Regions from separate parts of the Mus musculus genome. Here region 2 is linked to region 1. A link is a loop called in an ENCODE intact Hi-C map of the cell type or tissue named here. Cell type or tissue: heart. All regions are shown on one strand.

Evidence for each region. Peaks named below come from ENCODE experiments on the same cell type or tissue, not always from the same donor. Only the 100,000 strongest peaks of a DNase experiment are listed, where the experiment ranks them.
Region 2: it touches region 1 in a loop (9-fold over the local background); 2 of 42 quality-filtered maps call a loop at or near these places.

What each region holds. Positions count from the first base shown.
Region 1 is chr3:61,183,190-61,188,189 of GRCm38, forward strand. No RefSeq gene overlaps it. Among named protein-coding and RNA genes, the nearest start is that of Rap2b, 180 kb to the right of the region's middle. In heart, a CTCF peak has its summit at 2,807; no DNase peak of the experiment used is centred here.
Region 2 is chr3:60,636,784-60,641,783 of GRCm38, forward strand. No RefSeq gene overlaps it. Among named protein-coding and RNA genes, the nearest start is that of Mbnl1, 140 kb to the left of the region's middle. In heart, no CTCF peak of the experiment used is centred here; a DNase peak (open chromatin) is centred at 2,558.

The sequences.
Region 1 (5,000 bases):
CATCTGGAATAGCAAAAAGCCTAGGATAGCAAAAACTCTTCTCAAGGACAAAAGTACCTCTGGTGGAATCACCATGCCTGACCTAAAGCTTTACTACAGAACAATTGTGATAAACACTGCATGGTACTGGTATAGTGACAAACAAGTAGACCAATGGAATAGAATTGAAGACCCAGAAATGAACCCACACACCTATGGTCACTTGATCTTCGACAAGGGAGCTAAAACCTTCCAGTGGAAGAAAGACAGCATTTTCAACAAACGGTGCTGGCACAACTGGTTGTTATCATGTAGAAGAATGTGAATCGATCCATTCCTATCTCCTTGTACTAAGGTCAAATCTAAGTGGATCAAGGAACTTCACATAAAACTACAGGCAACAGCTTTTAGGATAGCCCCTATTCCAGTTGTTTGAGACCCACATGAAGGCCAAGTAGCACATCTGCTACATATGAGTGGGGAGTCTTAGGTCCAGCCTATGTATGTACTTTAGTTGGTAGTTCAGACTCTGAGTGCTCCATGGGTCCAGGTTAGTTGACTCTGTTGGTCTTGCTCTAGATTTCCAATTCCCCCCAGGTTTGTAATCCTTCCTCTTATCCTTTCATAAGAGTCCCCAAGCTCCATCCTCTGTTTGGCTGCCTCTGTCTGTATCTGAGTTAGCAGCTGGGAGGAGCCTCTCAAAGGACAGCATGCTCCTGTCTGCAAGCATAACAGAGCATCATTAACAGTGTTAGATTGGTGCTTGTCCGTGGGATGAGTCTCACATTTAGCCAGTTATTAGTTAGCCATTACCTCATTCTCTATTCCATCCTCCATTTCTTGTATACAGGATAAATTTTGGGTCAGAAGTTTTGCGAGTGAGTTGGTGCCTCCACTGGGATTCCTGCCTGGATAAAAATGGTGGCTTCATCAGGTTTCACATTCCTAATGAAGTGAGTCATAGCTAAGATCACCCCCATTGATTCTTGGGCACCCCCATTATCCCAGGTCTCTCTCTGTCTTCTGTAGATGCCCATCTCCCATCCCCTCACCCCCAATAGTTGCAGATTTCCATTCATTTTCATGGCCATACAGACATCTCTCCTGTCCTTTCCCATACCTGATCCTGAATCCCTCATTCCCTTCCCCATTCCTCCTCCATCCCGGTTCCCTCCCTCCACCTACCTCTTATGACTATGTTATTCCTCCTTCTAAGTCAGATTCAAGCTTCCTTGCTTGGACCTTCCTTCTTGTTTAGCTTCTTTGGTCTGTGGAGTATAACATGTATCTTTTATGGCTAGTATCCACTTAACAGTGAGTACATACCATGCATGTCCTTTGGGTCTTGGTTACCTCACTCAGGATGATATACTCAAGTTCCATCCATTTGCCTGCAAAATTCATGATGTCTTGGTTTTTAGTAATTGAATAGTTTCCCTTTGTGGAGATTTATAAGAAAGGAAGAGAAGTAAGAGACAGCTACTGAAGTGAGCTCATTGTAGATTGGTATCTGTAGAACACATGCCTGTAGCTGTAGCCCTCCTGTGCTTCCACAAGAGTCACCTGTCTTTGCCTGCTGACATCACCAGCTTGATGAGGTCTTTGAAGCACAGTTAAATGTGTGGAAAGTTCTGCCATTTATACAACCATAAGATTTAAATACAGACACATTACTCTACAATCTTAATCGAATTAATTTTGTTTTGAAAGATGAGTTCATTCAACATGGACAGTTCTCCTCAGAATCATGAAGGGGACTGTCAGTCTCATGCTATCATTGACCCTAACATAGATATCTTTCTTTCTTGCATCCCAGTATCAAAGAAATGTATTGGTCCTAAACATTAAATTGTGACACATCCCTCACTAAATAATCAATATGTATTACTTAAATTATACCAGGCACTCTTTTAAAATTTGGAGAGTACCATGAGTAAAATTTATATTCTATCTTTTTGGAGTTTACTTTCTTTCATGGTAGGATAGGTAACAAGTATTTTAATTATATTTTAATTTATGCCATTAAATGTGTTTATACATAACATACTAATCTTTGTTCCTACTATTACTACAAAGAAGCAGAAGCAATGACATAAACATATAGACTGGAGGAATCTTTTGAAATTTTGCTGATATTATTGAAAACAGGAAGTCCTATATTGTGCTATCTGAATGCTGTAGAACCAGGAAGACATGAAATAACTCAGCTTCAGTTTGAAGGTCTAGAAATCACCATAACCAGAGAAATTAATTATAATCATTTTCTGTCTGTAACTAGAGGTCTTTGAATAAGAAAGTGAGTTAGAACACTGATGAATGTCTCAGAGTCTGAGGCCATAATATTGCAGCTCTGATATCCAAAGGTAGAAGGTATCAGCTCTGGAAGAGTGACTCCTAATGCTTCAGGTTTTCTGGTGTCCCTAGGATCTAAGGTAGACTGGATGATATCTACCCACACATAAGGGCAGGATTCTTTACAAAATCTACTGATTCAAACGTTAATCTCTTCTAGGAACATCCTCAAAAATACCCACCAGTAATGTTTTATCAACTGTTTGGGTATCCCTGTTTTCAGTCAGGATTGATCATTCAGTCCACTGCACTGAAACTCACTCCATGTCCTTTTCTGTTGGGTTTGTGAAAAGCATTCAGTCTCCCTGATCAATTGTTTTTTTGTTTGTTTGTTTGTTTGTTTGTTTTTTATGAAAATGAGCAAATGTAAGGAGAAGTGGCATTTTCCTGTCTGTCTCCCTCCTTCCTCCCTCCCTTCCGTTTGGGAGTCCATGTCTAACAGAGCCTGGTGTCTGGCACAGCAGCACCACCTTTTGGATGTCTGATTTTTCTAGGACTAGTGCTCCCTCTGGACTTCATTAACACCACTCTTTCCTTTTGTTCCTTCTTCACAACTCTAGCTGGCAGCTAAGATTCCCTTAACCTTAGCCAAAGCTCTGCAATTACCAGCACCAGTCAGTTTTCCATATCTGTAAAAAGATAGCTTTTGTGTATCCACCTTTTTAAAAAGTGTATTTTGGCTCACATTGTCAGGTGTCTATGGTTGATTGATCTTATTGCTTTGTGACTTTGGAAAGACAAAACACCATCACAGGAAACATATGTTGGAGGAGAGTTGCTTATCTCACACTGGCCAGGAATCAAAGACCATGAGAAAGGGATACAGTGATGTGTAGAGAAAGGGGCTTAGGGTAGACTTCAAAGGCAAACAGCAATGACCTTTCCATATCAAGCCCTATGCATTAAAGTTTCCATAACTCCTATTAGTCTATTGAATTTTGAATCTATAAATGGATCTATTGATGTGACCAGAGCTCTTTTTATCCAGTCACCTCACAAACGTTGGACTTTAGAATATTGACTCGAGAGTAAGCTTTAACACAAACTTTTAGGGGGCATTTTAAATATCAAATCAGCACGAGTCACTTCATGAGATCTTTACTTGTGTTCTCTTTCTGTCACTTGAGGAATTTAGTTCTCAATGAGATTCTAATCCATCTTCATGTTATATAAATGAGAAGAAGGAGGAAGAGGAGGAGGAGAATTAATATAGGAAAACAAGAAGTTGGAGATGTGTATATACCTCTTTGAGAAAGGGGGCATTTAAACAAATATTTGAAGTAATCTAGTTTTCACCTATTTAATTTTTTGATCTTATTAATTTCTTTGTGTGTTTAGTCAAACATTTATTCTTTCTCTTCCCAGATATGAGGCTTCTCATATTAGTGTGAATTTGAAATAGATAGATAGATAGATAGATAGATAGATAGATAGATAGATAGAAAGATAGATTTTTGTGCACATACAAACATTCCTACAGAGACACAGGTACACATGTGCACACAGACATAAGCAAATATAAACTGCCATAGTTTGTCTATGAAGTGTGCCTCAGAGTGATTCATAAGTTCAAAGCCTGGTTTCTAGCTAGTAGATACTTCCAGGGGATGATACAATTATGAAGAATGTAATGTAGTATATGAATTAATTTCTCTATGAATTTATAACATTGTGCCATTTTGGGAATGTGGTATAAAGTATGAGTGGGTGGCTACTATCAGTTGAAGTAGGCTGAGGAACAAGTTCTAGAAAAATATACCTTTGTATCACACATGCCTGTCTCCTCTCTGCTTTTTGGCTTCCATGAAGTGAACAGATGTCTCTAGTCTGCTCTTCCCAGGTGATATTTCTACCCTGCCACAGGCCTGAAAGCCATAGAGCTTGCTAATCTTGGACCGAGTTCTCTGAAAATGTGAGTAGAAATGAAATCTCAGGTATCTTTCACTGGGATGAGAAAAGAAATGATCTTTTAAATACCATACCCAATGTAATATTTTAATGTGCATATATGAGACTGTGCTACTGTGCATTGTTTTTTTATGTAACTTGAACCCAGGATTCCATAGATGCTAAACGAATATTCTCCCACTTAGGTAAGTCCTCATCCTTTTATTTTCTTTGCATTTAATTCAGAGATGTGATTTTAAGATTTGTCATTGATGGTGAGCATGCCCTTATTTATTTTGTATAAACATGTTTATTCCTTGAACTCACATTCTGTCATATGTACATACTGTTTATGTCCTTTTATTCAGTTCTTGATAAGCATTTTCAGTTATACATAATTTTTGTAAATGTCCTATGACTTACCCTTTTGCATTTCTAAGATTTCATATTGAAATCACTTGCGAAGTTATTATGAACTTCAACTAGAGAAGAGTTCCTGCTATAAAAACTATTCCAGCAAATAATGTAAAGTTGTTAACTTCTGGGAGAGATGGCAGACCAGTATTGCGTCTGTGTTACCTCATGAAGGAGAGTTAGGAAAAATTTTATTCCAAAGTAACAAAAGCCACAAAAGTAAAGCAGGATACTGGATAAGTACTAGCAACCAAGCCAGGACAAGCCCTGGGGTGGTGGAGCATTCTACCACAACTGGGAGGCAGAAGTTCCAGAGATGAGCAGGACAAGCCATTGTCATCTGTGGTGGTTAACTTTGTTTGTCACTT
Region 2 (5,000 bases), 550 kb before region 1:
GGATTAGAAAACAGGATCTTTGTTCCCTTGCCTTCAAAAGTACACATTACCATAAAAGAGACAATATCTTAGAAAGAAAGGATGGAGAAAATTACTCTAAGAAAATGGAAAAAAAGAAGAAAATATCACTATTCTAATATCAGATAAAATACACTTCAAAGTAAAGTAAGTGTCATTTAATTATTATCAAGGGATCAATCCATGAAGACCATATTACAGTTCAAAACATATACATCCAATACAGGCAGGCACAATTCATAAAGCAGATATTTCTAGTTATTGAGTCACATATTAACTCTAACACAGGAGTAGTGGGTGTCTTTAGCACTTCACCATCACCTTTAGAAAAATGAGATAAACAGTTCAAACTGATTTATCACATACAATAAAATTAAATCAGTAATTTAAAAAGGAAAACTCCCAATTAAGAATAGCATGTGTGCACATGGATCCATTGTAAATACTACCAGAGGTACAAAAAAATGATTAACACCAATTCTTGTCAAATTATTCTATAAAATAGGGAAGGATCAAGTGCAATCTTATTTCCCACAAAGCCATTATTAACCTGATACCAAAACAAAGTCACAACAAAAAAAAAAAATGTAACTCAGTCTCCCTGATGAGCATAGATGCAATAATAGTAAATAAAATGCTTACAAATTAAATGTAACAAAATATAAAAAAAAGTCACTGTTTTCAAGTTGCCTTCATTCCAAAATGTAGGGATTATCTAACATATGTAAGTCAGTAAATACAACTCATCATAACATGGTTTCAAGGACAGAAGCCACATAATCATTGTAATACACACAAAAACAATATTTGACACAACTCAACATGCTGCCATAAAAAAGCCCTGTAGAGATGAGGTATGGAGGGAACACATTTCTTCATAATAAAAGTTATATATGACATACCTGTGACCTCTGTTTTAAAATGTGGAGAGAAACTTGGATTCTCACATATATCAGGAAGTAGATAATACTATCCATTTTCTCTTTTCAGGTTCAAGATAGTATAAGCTCTTAGCTAAAGCAATAGACAAGAGAAAAATGGAATCAAATTGGAAAGAAAGAAGTCAAAATATTTCTGCTTAGGAGTGGTTCTATACACAAAGGATTTTAAAGACCTCATCAGAAAAATCTCACAGAGCTGACAACACATACAGTTCACAAATACTTTTAGCATATGCAAATTTCTTATCAAAACTCATTTTTTTAGATGGCAGAAGAGATGGCTCAGCAGTTAAGAACACTTGTTCTTGGAGAGGACCAGGGTTTCATTCTCAGTACACAGGAGGTAGCTCACAACCATCTGTAACTCTATTTCTAGGAGATCCAATCCCTCTTCTGACCTCCATGGGTACCAGAAATTCCCATGGCTTACATATACACATACATGCAGTCTAAGCACTCAAACATAGAAATAAATTAATATTTTAAAGTGATTTATAAATTCAGTGAAATTATTATCAAAATTCTAGCATCCTTTACAGAGATATGAAAAACAATCTTAAAATTCTGAGCAAAATGTATACTGCCAGAAGCACTACTATCCCTGGTTTTAATTTATACCCTAGTGTCAAATTTCATCTATTATGAATATATGTGTCTGCAAGACCTGGGATCGGAGGACCTGAAAGAATGGTGCGGCCTGCAGTCTAACGCTTTAGACAATTTTACTTCAGTTTGGTGTGCTTTTTAGTGCCCATACGTAACAAAGAAAGCCATGATCCAAGGAAGGTTGTTTTGAGTTCAGAGGAACACAGTCAGAAAATATGATCAGAGAAACATGTAAATAAATGTCAGTAAGTACATACTAAATATTTACACAGCAGCCCTTTTCCAGAACTTTCTCAGGACAACTAATTTAAACACAGTTGTCTGGCTCCCACTATAGATTGTATCTAGGAAAGGGTAAAGCCAAGGCAGCAAGCCATATCCAGATTCAGGGTAGAGTGAGCACAGCACTCATCATCCTGTCACTAGAGTGGATTCCACAGCTATGCTCTGACATCCAACAAGAATAAACGTATCTTAAATCGAATGCAAATATTTGTCACAGAAGGCAAGAAATAGAGAGCAATCCAGGGAACAAAATGCACTTGATGTAAAACGGCCCTCTGCCTTATTTCCTGGCACCTCTCTCACTTTCCCAAGGCGTCATTCTTTTGACTATGTTCCCACACTCTAGAAAGCATGGTAATAAAAACAACACGGCAATAGCAGGAAAACAGACATGTAGAGCGATGAAGAGAAAGAGAACCTAGATATAAATCTGAGCAGCAACAGTCACATGACTTTTTACAAAGATGTAAAAAAAGAAAAAAAATCATTGAAGAAATGGCAGCAGCATCAACAAATGAGAAGAGGAAAACTGCATATCTACAACAAAGCTGGATCTTTGTACAAAAAAAAAAATCACCTCAAAATGGATCAAAGACCTCAGTGTGAGATCTGAAACTCTGAACCTATTAGAAGAAAGTGTAGGAAGTACTCATCAAGATCTGGTCATGGGAAATGACGTTCTGAACTGGCTGTGGTTGCTCCGGGCATAAGACCAACAACTGACAGATGGGAGCTTGTGAAATTAAAATTCCTCTATTAGCAAAACAAACTTAACCGAGTCCTCACTCGTATAACAGCCTATAGGACCGGAGACAGTCCTTGGCAATTAAACATCTAATAGAGGTTTACTACCAAAAATAAAAGTAACTCAGAAAACTAAATACTAAGAAAAGAAATAACTCAGATTTAGAACATGGGCTATGGTTCTCAAATGAAGAAGCATAAATAGCTAATAAATTAAACTGCTCAATATGCTTAGCCCCAAGGGGAATATGAATTAAAGCTGCTTTGAAATTCTATCTCACAATCAGAATGGAAAAAAAAAGGCAACAAATACTAGCAAGGATGTATGGAAAGGGAAACACTTGCTCATTGTTAATGCAAGTGCAAATTTCTGCAGTCACTGTGCAATTCAGTGTGAATGTTTCTTAAAAACATAAAATAGTTCTGCCATGTAACCCATGTATACAACTCATGGGAATATATTCAAAAGATTCTTTATCCTACTGCAGAGATGATTTTGCCCATTTGTCTTCATGGCTGCTCTATTCAAAATAGTCAGATTTGATGTCTATCAGCTGACAAACTGATAACAAAATTAAGGCACACAAACACAATGCAGTTTTATTTGTTGTAAAAGAAAACTGAAGTTATGTGGTATACAGAAAAATAGAAGGGAATTGAGAAAATTATACTGAGGGAGGTGACTTGGGTCAGGATAGACAAATACCACATATTCTTGTTCATGTATGAATCTTAGGTTGGAATTTGTACAGCCTTGTGTTTACACTGGAGTGCCTGTGAAGACCAGGAAGGCAGAAAGGCACCATTAGAAGGAGAAGTTAAATTAGAGACCTTAGGAAAGAATAGCAGAACACACAGGTATGAAAGTGAGGGAGGAGCCGGGCATGGTGGCGCATGCCTTTAATCCCAGCATTTGGGAGGCAGAGGCAGGCGAATTTCTGAGTTCAAGGCCAGCGTGGTCTACAGAGTGAGTTCCAGGACAGCCAGGGTTACACAGAGAAACCCTGTCTCGAAAAACCGAAGGGAAAAAAAAAACCCAAAAAACAAAAAACAAACAAACAAACAAAAACAAAAATGAAAGTGAGGGCAATACTGATTTAACTATTTAACTGCTGATGAAGTCATAGGTTAAGAGAGAAGAAAGGAGGGGTTAACTAACACCAAAGATATATGAAAGAGTCATGTGGAAACCTACTATGTCATAGATTTACAAAAATAATTTTTAAAAACTAATTTGAATGGAGGCACCATGAATAGGGTGATGTTGCTTCTGCCAGAAGGTTAGGGTTATAAAAGGAAAATTTTAGTACCAAGTGTAGGATATCTATGGAATGTGGCTCCAAAAGCCCAAGAGGACTCTCAAACATTATAGGCTAGTAATGTCAATGCCTTTGGATGCCCATCAAAACTAGATCTTAAGAACTTATTGTTGAAGACTCCACATACTTGGTGGGCAGGACATTAAGAAACCGAGCTGCATCTGAGACAGAAGTTTTTCTTTTCTGGATAACTTTCACTCTGCTTAAAGTAGCCAGGCAATCTACTAGTGGAGAAACATCATTAGTAGCCTACCCACATGTGGACCTAAGGAGCTACCATAATGACACCTTATTGATCTACTGGTGCAAAAACGGTATGGCTAGTAGATGGGTGACCAATCTGTTTCTGAATAAATCACAAGCCCATTACATAGGAAGAACATTGTGCCTATTTTTGTGAATCTGGTGAAGAGCCATGCTTAAGTTGGTCATGGGCCTTAGGGTAGAGCCTGTTACTGTTGTTTTGCTCAATGGACATGTTGTTAAACTGCCTTCTAAATATTCATTTTAATAACTATAAATTAATGCTGTTTTCAGCCTTCAATAGAGATGCTTCTTCTTACAATGGGTGGTAGTTAATCTAAAGACTGACAGTTGGTGGAGGCATAGAGAATCAATGACAACCAAGTGTCTGTCCCTAAGGAAACCCTCTATTTTACCCTTTTCAAGGCTCAAGGAACATTACTGAAGTATGAATGGGAAGAAAGAGTGTAAGTGCCAGAGGTTGGGAAGGAGGACTGTGAAATAGTGTCTTCTAGGCATGACACAACCATTTCACTCATAAAATCACTGTAACCATGGTTACCTGCACAAGAACTTCAGCAGACTAGGTTTCTTGCCATTTGCTTATGTATAAGGAAAATGCCCATCACTGGGGAACTCTGGGCCATTGACTAGCACTGGGCCAGAGGTTGTGATTTTCTTCAGTGGCATGGCCACTGAAAAAGTTACTCACTTTCCAGTAAGCAACCCCTACTCATTCTTATACAGGCAACAGTAATTAATCTGTGTGCCAACAACAACAACAACAAAATACATGAAAGTTAAGAGGAACTTCTTTGGAGCTGAAGGGGATTGCATCCAGATA